Regions from separate parts of the Homo sapiens genome. Here region 1 is linked to region 2. The links are chromatin contacts, found by Hi-C or POLR2A ChIA-PET in ENCODE. All regions are on one chromosome and are shown on one strand. The core of a region is the stretch at or near the end of the contact, and the rest is flanking DNA. Distances in the headings are between cores, read along the strand shown. Region 1 holds the start of RNF216 (ring finger protein 216). Region 2 overlaps RNF216 (ring finger protein 216).

Region 1 (2,700 bases), core at 76-2,575, 150 kb after region 2:
ACAGTGCTTCTTCTGTAGGTGAACGTGTGGGTTTTCAGCCAGGGCGCTTCTTACTGAAGGGCCCGAGGGTCCCGGAGAACATATCTGAAACGTCTTTTGAAAAGACTGTAGCACTTTGGGAGGCCGAGGCGGAGGGATCACCTGAGGTCAGACGTTAGAGACCAGCCTGGCCAACACGGAGAAATCCCGTCTCTACTAAAAATACAAAAATTAGCTGGACGTGGTGGCAAATGCCTGTAATCCCAGCTGAGGCAATCCCTGTGAGGCTGAGGCAGGAAAATCGCTTGAATCCGGGAGGCAGAGCTTGCAGTGAGCCGGGATCGCGCCACTGCACTCCAGCCTGGGCAACAGAGCAAGACTCCGTCTCAAAGAAAAGGAGAAAAAAAAAAAAGTAAAAGAAAAAAGAACGTTCTCTTTGCACGATCTAAGTACCTAGGACAGCTGCTACCCAGGCCCTTAGGGATTTACAGAGCCCTGTCGGATTTGTCAGAAATTTCTGTAACCCGCACGCCGCGCACGCTCCAGGGTTGGTTGCAAGTGGCCCAGAGTCTTGGATCCCTGGTCCTGTTCCACCGGGAGCAGAACCACCTCGACGCGGGGACAGCGGCCTCGCTCGCTGCCCAGCGCCCGGACACCCGAGCCGGGCCAGCCCCCAGCGCCCCGCAGAAGGGTTTGACGCACTTGCGGCGCCCTCGCGAGTGCCGGGTGACAGTCGCCAACTTTCGCGGAACACGCGCTCCAGATGTGAGGGAAGAGGAGGAAAAACGCCGCCCGCCTGGGCTGGGGTTCACAGGCACGGCCCGCCTCCCGCCGCTCCTCCAGGCCGCGCTCGGGTGCACGGACACCGCCTCCGCGGCGGCCTCGGGCCCGGGGGAGGGAAGCGCGGTCTCCCGGGCTGTTGCCCTCGCGCAGCAGACCCGAGGGGCCGGCCCGCGAAACTTCGCGAAGTGGCGAGAGGGGGCCACCCGGCCGCTCAGCGCCTTTGTCGCTCCAGCCTCGCCACCGCACCGGGCTCGAGACGCCCAGCCCAGCCCCTTGGCCCGATCCCGCCCGGGCCTCGGCCCGCGCCCCTCAGCTCGGCGGCCCTCACGGCCCGCGCCCCCGCCCCCACCCCCGGAGCTCCACAGAGGCGCCCCTCAGAGAGGCCGCGTCGCCTCACAGACCCGCCCAGGAGCTCGAGCGCGCCCCGCAGCCGACACTCACTCGTCACTCAAGTCGCCGGCTAGCCAGGCAGGTTCGGCGGCCTTCGCTACCGCGCCGCTTACTCCTCAGAAGCCGCAGCTGCGAGCTCCGTGGCAGCCGCTGCACTCCTTCCGGCCCTGCCGCGGCGTCACCTCGCGCCTGCGCACAGCGCCCCCTCCCGACTAAGGACAGGAAGAACCATAGAGGCACTCCGGGTACTGCGGAGGAGGGACCGGGGGGCTCACCATAGAGAGGGCCGCCTAGTCGCGCCTGCATCCGGGCTCTCCGCCTGCGGAGACTTGACTCCCCCACGAGGCAGGAGGGTGAAAGGAAAGGAGACCCCCATATCCGACCCCACAAGGAGCCACCATCTCCCCAGAGCTGAAAAGGGTATGGGGCAGGTGGTTGTGGATGTTTACTCGATATCTACTGATTTGCCCTAATTCGTTTGGCAAGTCATTCATTCATTCTGCAAATATATTCTGCGGATTTCCTGTGGGCCACACACTGTTCTAGGAATTGGGGAAATTAAGAGTAAAGTGGGTCCCATGGCTGGGCACAGTGGCTCACGCCTGTAATCCCAGCACTTTGGGAGGCCAAGGCGGGTGGATCACTTGAGGTCAGACGTTGGAGACCAGCCTGGCCAACATGGTGAAACCCGTCTCTACCAAAAATAAAAAAATTAGCCAGGCATGGTGGCGGATGCCTGTAATCCCAGCTACTCAGGAGGCTGAGGCGGGAAAATCACTTGAACCTGGGAGGCGGAGGTTGTAGTGAGCCAACATGGCGCCCCTGCACTCCAGCCTGGGCAACAGAGCAACCCTCCATCTCGAAAAAAAAAAAAAGTAAAATGTGTTCCTGGCCTCAGGAAGTTTAGGTTTTAGTGAGCAAGTGAATAACTGACTAAAATACTGCTCCTGCTGGGCACAGTGGCTCATGTCCATAATCCCCGCGCTTTGGAAGGCCAAGGCAGGAGGATCGCTTGAGGCCAGGAGTTCAAGACCAGCCTTAGCAAAATAGCAAGACCCCAACTCTTAAAATAATTGCTGGCCAGGCGTGGTGGTTCACGCCTGTAATCCCAGCACATTGGGAGGCCGAGGCAGGCAGATCACTTGAGGTCAGGAGTTCGAGACCAGCCTGGCCACCATGGTGAAACCCCGTCTCTACTAAAAATACAAAAATTAGCTGGGCATGGTGGTGCGTGCCTGTAATCCGAGCTACTCGGGAGGCCGAGGCACAAGAATTGCTTGAACCGAGGAGGGGGAGGTTGTAGTGCAGTGATTATGCCACTGCACTTCAGCCTGGGTAACAGAGTGAGACTGTGTCTCAAAAAAAAAAAAATTGCCAAGTACACCTTCAAGTAGAGATATCAAGTCAGTAATTAGATAAATGAGTCTGGGCTGGGCATAGTGGCTTATACCTGGAATCCGAACATTTTGGGAAATGGAGGTGGGAGGATGGCTTGAAGCCAGGAGTTTGAGACGATCCTGGGCAATAGAGTAAGACCCCATCTTTACA
Region 2 (2,700 bases), core at 85-2,584:
AGGGGAAGATCCTGTCTCAGAAAAAAAAAAGTGAAGATAACTGAATTGTAAACTTAAAAATGGCAAATTTTATCTTATGCTTCACCACAATTAAAAAGAGGGAGGGGCCAGAAGCGGCGTCTTGCGCCTGTAATCCCAGCACTTTGGGAGGCCGAGGCGGGCGGATCACGACGTCAGGAGTTTGAGACAGGCCTGGCCAATATGGTGAAACCTCATCTCTACTAAAAATACAAAAATTAGCTAGGTGCAGTGGCAGGCGTCTGTAATCTCAACTACTCGGGAGGCTGAGGCAGGAGAATCACTTGAATCTGGGAGGCAGAGGCTGCAGTTAGCCGAGATGGTGCCACTGCACTCCAGCCTGGGCAACAGAGCAAGACTCTGTCTCAAAAAAAAAAAAAAAAAAAAAAAGAGGGAGGGAGGGTTTAGGATTGATTTTGAGGTTAAACATGAGGCCTAGTCCCTCATAAGATACTTCTTGGACTTGGGATAAGTGACAGATGGGGTATTGAGTCCATTCTGGAGTCAAGTCCCTCAGGAAACATTCCAGGCATATGAGCATCACCATCCTGTGAAGAGGACACTTGGAAAAAGGCCACGCTACAAATCTAGGACACACCTAGGCTGCTGGGAGAGGGGAAAAATAGAAGGAAAGAGGATGAGGAGGAGCCAGGGGCTGAGCTGGATCACAGCACAACTGTCCTGCTGTCTCGGGGCTGAGTCACAAACAGGAAACCCTGGTGGTAGAGCTGCCTGGATGGCAGGGTGAACTCATTTTAAAGCAGTGCTGGCTTCTTCAAGAGAGGCTGCTGGCGTCACGGGAAGAACTACAACTCTGGGGCTCCAGACCTGGCTTGAGTGCATATGCAGCTCTACCCCCACTACCTAACCTGGAACCCACTCCTTTCCAAAACAGGTTAGGGTGAGAAGCCAATCATCTCGTACCTTTTTTTTTCCCTCTAGACAGGGTCTTGCTCAGCCCAGGGTGGAGTAAAATGGCGTGATTATAGCTCACTGCAGCCTTGAACTCCTGGGCTCAAGTGATCTTCTCACCTTAGGCTCCCCGAGTAGGTGGGACTACAGGTGTGTATCACCATGCCCAGCTAATTTTTAATTTTTCTTATAGAGATGGTGGTGGAGGGGGAGTTCTCACTGTGTTGTCCAGGCAGGTCTCAAACTCCTGGCCTCAAGCCATCCTCCCACCTCCGCCTCCCAAAGTGCAGGGATTACAGGTGTGAGCCACTGCACCTGGTCTGATCACTCTTATAAAGCGCCAAGCACAGTGACAACAACAGTAGTTAACATGCACTGAGAGATTACTATGCACCAGCCCCTGTCTACACACCTCACATGGACCTCAGTTTCACCACAGCTCCCTGAGTCAGGCACTATGAACTGATTGCCACGCTGCAGATGAGGAAACCCTGGCACAGCGAGGTTGTGACCCAGGCAATCTCGTCTCAAAGCCTGAGCTGTTAACCACATAACCCCTCAGGTTTCTGAATCGGAACTTCTGGCAAACCTGACTGGGGGCCTGAGAACACTGCTGTCGGGCTGGGAGCGTGTGTCAGAGGCAACTGTTCTAAGGTGTGCTTTATTCTATAAAGAGTGCAGAAACACAAGAGGGTTCCTTCTGAGAAGAGCAGAATTCTGAAACCTCCTTTCTCCCCTTACAAGACGTAACAGGACAAAACAAAACAAAACACTTCTACTCAAGGAAACAAACAGCCAAAACGCAGAGCAAGGGGCTGTGTTTTGGAAATTTTTAGGGAACAATCCTCCTTTTCTCAGGCTCAGCTTACCCAGAAGTGCATGTGCCATCCCCTGAAACAGCCCACTTGTCGGCCTCTGGTCCCTGGCACTTGTCCTTTGGGATGAAAGCCAGTAGATTCCTCTTGCCCAGAGTGGGAGTGGGGAGCTTGGGAAAGCTCATAACCCTCATCTCTTGAGCCAGAAATCTAAGCTGCACATGGGGGCCCAGCACTGAGGTGAGAGGCTGTAGTGCCTCCCTGGGTCACTGGTCTCCAGTGGCCTCTGACCAGGTGCTGTTCTCAGCTCACTGGTTTTGGTCCATCTCAAAGGCAGAAGCGAATGCTTCAAGATTTCCTTGCCTGACATGTTTTCTCCTGACACTACCAAGTTACTTGAATCCCATGGGGGTCCCATGACATTTTCTCTTTCTGGCCTCTTCTCGTCACAAAAAACTCAGGGATTTGGTTCTCATCAACATAAAAAAAAAAATGCCATTATTTCTTTTCCTTATACATATTGATTAAAACAATCTTGGGAAACATTGAACAAAACAACACAGCTAAAATCAGCCGTAATTCCTCACCAGAGATCAATCCTGGGAACATTCTGATATCTTTTCCATTGGCTGCTTTTATATCCACACTTCACTGTCAAGCCCACTCAGATTCCATTGTAGAAGGTCACGCTCTGCCCCCACGAGGTCCTGCTGCCTTGTACGGATTGCTTAGCTCACACCCCCTTCTCCACGCCACGGGAGGCTGGCAAGGATTTCATAAGAGGACCCTGAGGCTCAGAAGATGCAGAGAGTGGCTGGACCACCAAGGTGGGCAGTGTGCTGAGGCCAGGGCAGGAGGTCTGGACTTGTAGGTTCCAAGGATGGCCGGCAGTTCTCAACTCTGCATGGCTCAGGCTGGGTTGCTGGGCTCACCCTGGACAGCGGTCTATAGAGGT

Evidence for each region. A loop is a pair of places that touch in the nucleus more often than their neighbours do. ChIA-PET counts read pairs that join two places held with the same protein, here RNA polymerase II (POLR2A). Pooled maps may share reads with other maps.
Region 1: a pooled map shows a loop between it and region 2 (2.8-fold over the local background). The contact joins the promoter of RNF216 here to the enhancer-like site in region 2. A Hi-C loop is called at or near these places in 4 of 50 pooled maps. POLR2A ChIA-PET finds 5 or more read pairs at or near these places in 2 of 52 experiments (Caco-2 and activated naive CD4-positive, alpha-beta T cell).

The regions. Positions count from the first base shown.
Region 1 is chr7:5,780,338-5,783,037 of GRCh38, forward strand. It overlaps RNF216 (ring finger protein 216), which reads right to left and starts at 1,326. Exons shown (of 17, transcript NM_207111.4): 1 at 1,204-1,326. RefSeq lists a silencer at 735-1,124.
Region 2 is chr7:5,629,442-5,632,141 of GRCh38, forward strand. All of the region lies in intron 15 of RNF216 (ring finger protein 216), which reads right to left. Among named protein-coding and RNA genes, the nearest start is that of FSCN1, 38 kb to the left of the region's middle. Within about 2 kb of position 1,335, at least 6 of the 41 ENCODE cell types and tissues checked have a DNase peak (open chromatin) inside an H3K27ac peak, as active enhancers do.